3 separate regions of the Homo sapiens genome follow, and all the other regions are linked to region 1. The links are chromatin contacts, found by Hi-C or POLR2A ChIA-PET in ENCODE. All regions are on one chromosome and are shown on one strand. The core of a region is the stretch at or near the end of the contact, and the rest is flanking DNA. Distances in the headings are between cores, read along the strand shown. Region 1 holds the start of C1orf21 (chromosome 1 open reading frame 21). Region 2 overlaps C1orf21 (chromosome 1 open reading frame 21). Region 3 has its middle 100 kb from the start of C1orf21-DT.

What was found. Hi-C counts contacts between places; a loop is a spot of excess contacts on that map. ChIA-PET counts read pairs that join two places held with the same protein, here RNA polymerase II (POLR2A). Pooled maps may share reads with other maps.
Region 2: a loop to region 1 is called in a map of aorta, with 2.9 times the contacts of the local background. The contact joins the enhancer-like site here to the promoter of C1orf21 in region 1. A Hi-C loop is called at or near these places in 9 of 168 maps with a recorded cell type or tissue (CD8-positive, alpha-beta T cell, HepG2, MCF 10A and 5 more), 8 of 37 single-sample maps with no recorded cell type and 16 of 50 pooled maps. POLR2A ChIA-PET finds 5 or more read pairs at or near these places in 11 of 52 experiments (A549, AG04449, AG04450 and 8 more).
Region 3: a map of sigmoid colon shows a loop between it and region 1 (3-fold over the local background). The contact joins the enhancer-like site here to the promoter of C1orf21 in region 1. A Hi-C loop is called at or near these places in 14 of 168 maps with a recorded cell type or tissue (IMR-90, Right ventricle myocardium inferior, aorta and 6 more) and 17 of 50 pooled maps. POLR2A ChIA-PET finds 5 or more read pairs at or near these places in 4 of 52 experiments (HEK293, Panc1 and WTC11).

What each region holds. Positions count from the first base shown.
Region 1 is chr1:184,385,710-184,388,375 of GRCh38, forward strand. C1orf21 (chromosome 1 open reading frame 21) reads left to right here and starts at 1,320. Exons shown (of 6, transcript NM_030806.4): 1 at 1,320-1,659. It overlaps C1orf21-DT (C1orf21 divergent transcript), which reads right to left and starts at 995. Exons shown (of 1, transcript NR_172919.1): 1 at 44-995. RefSeq lists silencers at 806-865, 956-1,065, 1,096-1,355.
Region 2 is chr1:184,502,826-184,505,491 of GRCh38, forward strand. The region is part of intron 2 of C1orf21 (chromosome 1 open reading frame 21); the gene reads left to right. Among named protein-coding and RNA genes, the nearest start is that of C1orf21, 120 kb to the left of the region's middle. Within about 2 kb of position 1,373, at least 2 of the 41 ENCODE cell types and tissues checked have a DNase peak (open chromatin) inside an H3K27ac peak, as active enhancers do.
Region 3 is chr1:184,283,249-184,285,914 of GRCh38, forward strand. No RefSeq gene overlaps it. Among named protein-coding and RNA genes, the nearest start is that of C1orf21-DT, 100 kb to the right of the region's middle. Within about 2 kb of position 1,367, at least 4 of the 41 ENCODE cell types and tissues checked have a DNase peak (open chromatin) inside an H3K27ac peak, as active enhancers do; they include heart right ventricle, where a contact is called at or near this core.

The sequences.
Region 1 (2,666 bases), core at 70-2,569:
CAGACCCCATCCCTGAAAACAATAAAAATTAAAACAACAACAGTGGGATACTAGTCTTTTAATTTGAAAAAAAAAGGGGTGGAGAAAGGGAAAACCAGTTTTCAAAAAAGGCCAATTTCCTAGACATTAGTGGTTGATTACTAACTCATTTCATTAAACTAAATTATGAATTGGCTTTTCTCGTCAGTGTCACCACTCTGATGGCGTTCTTTTCCATTTTCCATCTTCACCCTGGCCGAATGTGGGAAATGATCTGGTTTGTGCATAATCCGCGAGGCCCAGGGAGGATCTTTTGCCCCTATTGTTTTCTTGGGTGTTCTCACTCTGGGGGCCTGACATTCCTCGCGTGTCTAAGGCAATGAGGGAGCAGTGAAGCGCGGGGAAGCCGCACAAAAGACATCCAAAGGCTATCAATGGAAAAAGATCAATTAGGTGCACACAAGAAACACCCAATATGCCAGGGAAGAGAAAAATACCCTTTTCCAGAGGGTGGGAAATTGATTGAGCTTCTGTGAGGGTCCACAAAGAACTGGACGGATGCAGTGGTGGATGGCGATCTCTCTGGACCACTCCGGACGCGCCCAGCAGACGCAGCCTACGCCTTTAGGTCCTAGGAGGCTGAGAAGGGTGGGGAGAGGGGGGCAGCACGATCTTGTGTCTTTCCTCCCCGTGCCGCCTCTACCGAATCGCGGATGCTTCATTAATCTTGCAGGCGCCGCAGCTCGGGTCAGTATGGAGGCGGATCGGTGGCAGAGCCCGGGCCTCTGGGCTGCGCCCGCCCGTTCAGCCTGGCCCGGGAGGGGAGCGGCCGCGCGGTGGGCCAAAGACGCCCGGCCTTCCCTCCGTCTGCTTCCAGCAGGCACAGCCGGGAGGCTGGGCTCAGGGGCTGACCCGAATCTCCCCTAGAGCTGGGCCCACCCGGCTGCCCCCCGAGCAGCCTCGCCGCTCCCACGCCACCGCCCAAGTGACAGGCCCGGGAAGGCCGGACGGGACGCAGTCTTCCCGCCGGGGTCTTCCCTCCGGCTGGCCGGCCGCTGCAGGGCGCGCGCGCACACACGTACACACACACACACACCTGCCCACACACACACACACACACACACACACACACTGCCGCCTCCTTCCCGCCCCGCAGCCCTAGCAGCCCCCAACCCGCTCCCCAGCGCGCTGCGCCCCGGCGGCCTCCGCAGGCCCCGCCCCGGGGAGGAGAGCCAGGCGCGCGCGGGAGCTAGGCTCGGGGAGGGGCCGGCGGTGGGGGAGTGTCTGCTGCCCCCGCCCCTCGAGTGAGTGACTGAGCGAGGAGCTCCCCTCCCTCGCTCGCTCCTCGCAAGCTCCCGCTCGCTCCCTGCCCACTCCCGGGGGGACGTTCCGTGCCGCGGCCGCCGCGGCCGCTGCTTCTTTCACACTTTAGTTGGGAGCTGCGCGCCGCGCTCAGTTACTGGAGAGCTGGCCGCGCGCCGCCGCCTCCCGCACGCTTGCACGCGGGCCCGGCTTCGGGGTTTTGGGTTCTTACTCCAAGCGGCGGGGAGGAGGGGGAGCCCCGGACACACTGTGGGGAGGAGGAGGAAGAAGAGGAGGAGGGAGGAAGAAAAAAGACGAGGAGGACAGGGGCGGGGGGCGGGAGGCTTGCCACCTTCAGCCCCCCCGCGAACGCCCAAGGTAAGTGTGAGCCATTGCCTGCTCTGGGGCGGGGGGAGCTGGCGGTGCAGCCCGCCCCGGCTCGGCTACCCGGGCATCCCCGGGTGGGCAGGGAGGGAGGCCTGCGGGGTGTCTGCCGCACGGAAGGGATGGGAGCCGCGGTCGTGGCGCTGCCTGCGCGGGGCCCGGGCCGGGGCTGCTGCTGGTGCGGGGCTGGCGGGGTTGCTGCCAGGGACGGAAGCTGGGGTGGGGGAGCCGCGAGGGGCGTCTGCCGGCCTGGGCGGAGGGGCTGGGATGTGGTCGGGGCTGCTGACGACTTTCGTCACATCGAGGCCTGGGTGGCTGGTGTTAGACACCCCTCCCTTCCCACCCGCACCCTGCCGCCCTCAGCCTTCCTGCTCTCCTCTAGCTTTGCATGTAGCCACCGTACTTTGCAAGCCAGAGCTTGAAAGGAAAAACACAATTTAGGATCCTTTGCTAAGTATCCAAGTCCCTTCTCTCGCTCCGACTGATTGATGTGTTTGTGTGGGTGGTTTGACCCCCGGGATTTCTGAAGTTTTGACCTTTTTGGGGTGGCTCGTTTCGTTGCATCTGTTTGCCCACCTCGGTGTATTTATTATTCGTGCCCATGCGAGGCAGCCAGAGGGTGCTTGGTTATTGTACACGAAACAGATTTCACTCTCCTCTGCAGGCAGTTCGCGAAGTGCCGCCGCCGCGGCTGCCTTTGGTCTGCTGGTTAATGTCCTTTCCCTATCATCCACCCTGCTCCCTCCCTCTACGGAGGGTTAGTTTTTGTTTTTGTTTTTGTTTTTTCCTTTCCACTTACTGTTTGTGTGAGAGAAGTCCTGGGCTTAAGGGCTCTCAGCACTCGTTCATTTCTCTTCTAAAGCTCTGAATGGCTCAGGCATGTCGGTAAAATTTGGGGTGGTCCTCTTTGCTCCAAGAGTTGCATGGCCAAAGATAAAAATATGCACACATAAACACGCATTAATTCTGAGAGACGGCAAGCAGTTTGAGAGAGAAATAAT
Region 2 (2,666 bases), core at 123-2,622, 120 kb after region 1:
CCAACACTTTGGGAGTCTGAGGTGGGAGGATTGCTTGGGTCCAGGAGTTTAAGACCAGCCTGGCCAACATGGTGAAACCCTGCCTCTACAAAAAATACAAAAATTAGGCAGGCATGATGGTGTGCACCTGTGGTCCCAGCTACTCAGGATGCTGAGGTGGGAGGATCACTTGAGCCTGGGAGATGGAGGTTGCAGTGAGCCGTGATCATGCCATTGCACTCCAGCCTGGGTGACAGGGTAAGAAACTGTCTCAAAAAAAAAAAAAAAAAAAAAAAAAGATGTATCAAGCAATCTTATTTTGAAATGTTTGCCTCTATTAGGTTAATTTGAAGCAAACTCTGGAAGGAACTGAGAATATTTTATACTAAGTGTACCAAAGCTTCTTGTTAGGAAGTTTATAACTACCCTAAAAGTTGCTTAATAATGACTATTACATTGGAACTGACTAAATCACTTTCTACTAGTGAGGACAGTAGTTATCGTTCAGGGACTTCCTGACTCAGGGAATTGATAGTGGTATATGAGGTTCTTTAGCTGAGTCTTTGTGTGTAAGTTTACTCCAAATTTAGAGTCAGCCCTAGTTATCTGTGGTCAGTCAAGTAGAAGATGGGTTCTCAGAGCATTAGTCTTCCCCTCAAGACAGCTGGTTTTCCTTGGGCGCTCTCTGCTGTCCTCCGTCCCCTCTCCTCTACATCCCTGCATCGCTTAGTACAGAGCCCAGCACATAGGTACTCAGACTGTACTGAGTGTACACCTTCCAGATGAGGACAGTGTAGAAGTAAACCATAGTTAGCTATGCTGAAGTGATTGACGCCTTCACTCTTCTCTGCTCTTTAATTCCTCTCCAACAAACTTGTGTTCAACCCAATAAAGATGTTAGGTTCTGACCTATTGCTAGCTACAAAACTAGAACTCGTGGGTCAGACCCCATTCCTTCCAAGCTTTGCAGATAGAAGATCTGCCACGAGGTTACCTTTGTATTTAATAGAACTGACTTTTAAATGAATCAACTAGAGAAATGGTTGCTGGAATGAGTTTGGCATGTCAGGATTATTAAAAAGTTAAAAATTTTCATAGATGTACATGTTCAAGGGAGAAGCAGGAAAAACGGCAGAAACAGACTGTACCCACTACTGTTTGAGATCAGAAGGGATCTTACAGTTTTCTAAAATGATGAAAATTTGAATCTACTCTGACACCTTCTCACGTAGTCTTCTTTTGATCAATGCCACTGAACAATCCCAGCCCCACTTGGATGTAATCTGAGGAATAAAATGCTAAAAATATCACCCAGGCGTTGCTTTTACCCCAGATCTATTTTGACTAGCACAGCCTGCAACTGTTTACATGCAGAGAACAGGAGTCAGCCTACTGTTCCCGACGTGCATTTTAATAAGCCACCTGACAAGATCAACAGGAAGAAAAGAAAAATTGGGAACAGGTGCAAGGAAGCTGGGGGGAGCCGAAGGAAGACAGGTCCTGTGTCTCCCTTCTCTTCCTCGAGTTGGCACGTTTTTCTGCGCCAGGACCCTCTGGCTGTAACGGTGGCTGTCTCCATTTCTTCCAGTGTGGGCTCTGATAAAGGGAACCTAAAGTCTCAAATTAATCCCCCATGTCTTCAACAAAAGGAAAACTGGATTTTGGTAGTGATTGTTTTACTGTCGTAACCCAAAATGCTTCATTCATTCGCTCAGAGGCTGGTTGGTGAGGTAGGACGTTCCTGATGGCTGCCTTGCCTTGGGAATGTGTGGTGCATTTGCTGATGAGATGTCTGTTTCCAGATGGATATCTTCCTTCCCGGCACCAGCCTTTGAGAATGTGACAGACCATTTTTAAATATTTGCTTTGTACAAATTGTGGCCTATTGAAGGATCTTGCCCAGCTTTTTTTGTTTTATACCGTGATGGATTTTGTGCGGTGTGTTGTGTAAGTAATAATGATAGGTCTGGCTTTGTAGTCGTGGCTGTTTGTTTTCTCTTCCTTTGTATCCAATCTTATTGTGTTCCTCTTAACACCACGTTGGCTAGCCAGCCAGGGTTGTTAATGACATGTTAAAGCCTATCTTCTGTCTAAATTGGTGGGGATTCTGTCTTGATTTAAAAAATGGCCTGTGTTTAGAATAATGCTGCTTTGAAAGTCATGTAGCCAGTAGCTTTTCCATTTCATTGGAAAAACATATTGGAAAAGTAGTAATAGTTTGTCCACTACCTTCAATTTAGTTGTGTTCCCTGGAGGGATAAGAAAATGAAGACTGAATGTCACTGGGCTGTTCAGAGTATGTCTGCACTAGTCTGTGGCTTGGCAGACGGGAGAGGACAGTGGGCAAGTGCAAGGGCATCTCCTCCCTAGGAGAAACCTTCACTACACAGTGGGCAAGGGGCCATCTGGGTCTTTCAGAAGGTTCTGCTTAGGTCCAAAAATGTTACCCTCTTCCCCATCCTACAGACAAAATCATAGAATCCACTTGTGATACATAAAGAAATATATATATATATATATATATATATATATATATACACACATGCCATATATATATAGACATGTATATATTCACCTATATATATTTATATCAGTGTTCTGTGTATTTAAATAATTAGAAACTCACCATTAGCAATTAAGTTCACAATTTAGTTCAGTTAAAGTTTATTAATAGTAGGCCAGGCATG
Region 3 (2,666 bases), core at 117-2,616, 100 kb before region 1:
TGTTTCAGACATAGGAAGAAGCAGCATGTTCTATCTGGCTTAATAGATGGAGGGCAACAAAAATAATAAATTAATGGACTAACTTAGCAAATGAGTAATGAGTTCCTCCTATGTTTGTAGACACCGTGTTAAGTATTGGAGGGGCAAACTCACCCCTTAGATAGCTTATAGTTTAAGAAGTGAAAGATAGATATTGACAAATATGTGTGATAAAGTATTATTGAAACAATTTTAAAAGAATCTATAAGCTCCAGTGGGGGCCAAAATCAAAGTGATCAATTCTAAGATGGAGGGGATGGACTGTGGTATGTGACTCTTTGCAGTTGGGAAAACTTTTTCTCTCATCTGATGTCTTGTATTGCCTAGTTTACAGTCTCATAGTTTAGTTCAAGTGGCTTAAGAAGATCTTGTTTTTCTCTTGAGGTGCTTTCCAGGAAAAAAATGTAAGACTTTCTCACTTGAAGCATCCTCTCTGGGTCTTACCACTTTGCCATCTTGCTGCATTGGAGAGTCCTTTGGTGCAGTCCTTCCAAAAGCCCCTGCCAATCATCAGGGAGGGAGCGTTGGGAAATGAAGACATGGTCTGTGGGCACCGAGCCTATCCTGGGTCAGAATTCCTGATTCTACAATTTACTAAACTGTGTAACACTTGGAAATCCTTGTACCCTCCTCATCTGTAACTCAGGCATAAAAATACCACTTCATAGCATTGTGTTAAATAAAACAGCCAAGGCAAGATGAGCCTGATTCATAACAATTGCCTGATGAGTGTGAGCTCTTTGTGGGATTATTTTAGCGACATTATCTTCCCACACCAGAATTTGTGGCAGTGCTGAACTGGTCATTGCTTTGGTCAACATTTATAGCTATCCCTCCCTTGGAGGAGGAACTCCAGAAGGCTGGCTGCTGGCTTTATTTATTATTCCTGCTGGAAGGGAGGAGGACAGAAGGCTGGGGAATCACAAGCCCCTTGCTGGGATTTCACCTCAGCTGGTTCCATCAGTAGCCTCACCCCAGGGATTACATAAATATTTTGTGTTCCCAGAACCTCACTCTGGGCACTGTCCCAAGAGAGCTCAGTGTTTAGAATGCTGTGTCCTCAGCAGTCTGGCTTCAGACTTTATTAGTTAAGAGAAACTGCAGCAGACAGAAGCCCTCTTTTGAGTGTTTCTAGGGAGATAATGAGCCCATCACCATCACAATCATCAATAAGCATTGGCTTAACATGTCCTGTCTCCAGGACAGTTTGCTAGATGCAAAAATGATTCCATCCTTGGGGTCGGCCTAGTGTCACTTACTTCCGCTCCACTCTGGTCACACTACTTAATATTTGATGACCCTTTGACATGAGACAGTGAGGACAGGCATCAGCCCTCAATGTTGGAGATGACTGCTCCCTGATATAGTCAACCACCAAATTCATGGGCTTGAGGATGAGGCAGAACCCAGACTGCTCAGCAGAACTCATAAGCTCCCCTACAAAGAGTGTTTTTGTGATTTCCTGGGACACACCTGGAAAAGCAGAGTCATGGCCCACACAGGTGGGAGGACCTACAGAGGGGGGTCTTCTGTAAACATAAACATACATAGACTATCCCTATGGGGCCTGGAGCTCCTGATCTAAAGCCTGGAATAGGGAAAAGGAGAGCAAGAGAGACAGGTAAGTCAGTAAATACAAGGCAATGGGATATTTGCAGTAACAGAAAATAATGTACAAAACACTCAGAGAGCACAAGTGGCAGTTTATCCTGATCCCAAAGGGGCCTAAAATTCCTATTTATAGGAATGTAGCTTGGTGAGACCTAGAAAATAAGTAGACCCCTGATGCTTTAAAAAAAAAATTGCTGAATTGCAAAACCCTGCAAGGGCAATGATTAAGCCTATTTGACTTGCTTTATATCATAACTATCATGGAGTTGAAAGCATGTGAATATTGAATATGGTGGAACTCCTGCAATAGTAAAGAAAGGGACATTTGCAGGCAGTTTTGGGTGACGACTGGGACAGGGTATGAAGTGTGGACTAATTGGTTGAGTGCTGACTAGGATAAAGTCATCTCTCCATTCTCCAGAATAATCTTCACCCATCTTGATTAGGTGATTTGGGGTAAATCAATTAAATGTTGGGCTTCGGCCTGTCCACAAAGTTGGAATTTGGCAGCCTATCCTCCCTTACAGAAGCATCAAGGAGCTGATAGTCTTAGAAAGGTGCTTTGTGTTTCCAGAAAGAAAGTTGTTTGAACATCTGAGGTCTTATCATTTGCATGGTGTGACTCAATAAAGGCATCATTATACTTGGGGAAGAAAACCAGAGTTGAGACACGTGAGATGGGAGAATGTGTTCAAGCATGTCAGAAATAGACGAGAGGGTCATTGTCAGAAAATAAACCCCTGGAGCAAGCGTGGCATTGGAACGCATACCTAGAATGGAGGAATACTCAGGTAATCTTCTCTTTAGATCCCTCTGGGCTAATTCCAGGAGCTACAACTGAGAAGGGCAGTCAAATTTGGACAGGCTTCAGAGGAAAGTTGTTGAGTTGATTGAAGGGCTGGAAAATCATACCTATGAGAGAAGGTTAAAGGAGATGGGTCTAGCACCAATGAACAGTGTGACTTTAGACAAGTCACTTAGGCTTTGAGGAGCTCTGTTCACTCATCTGTAAAATG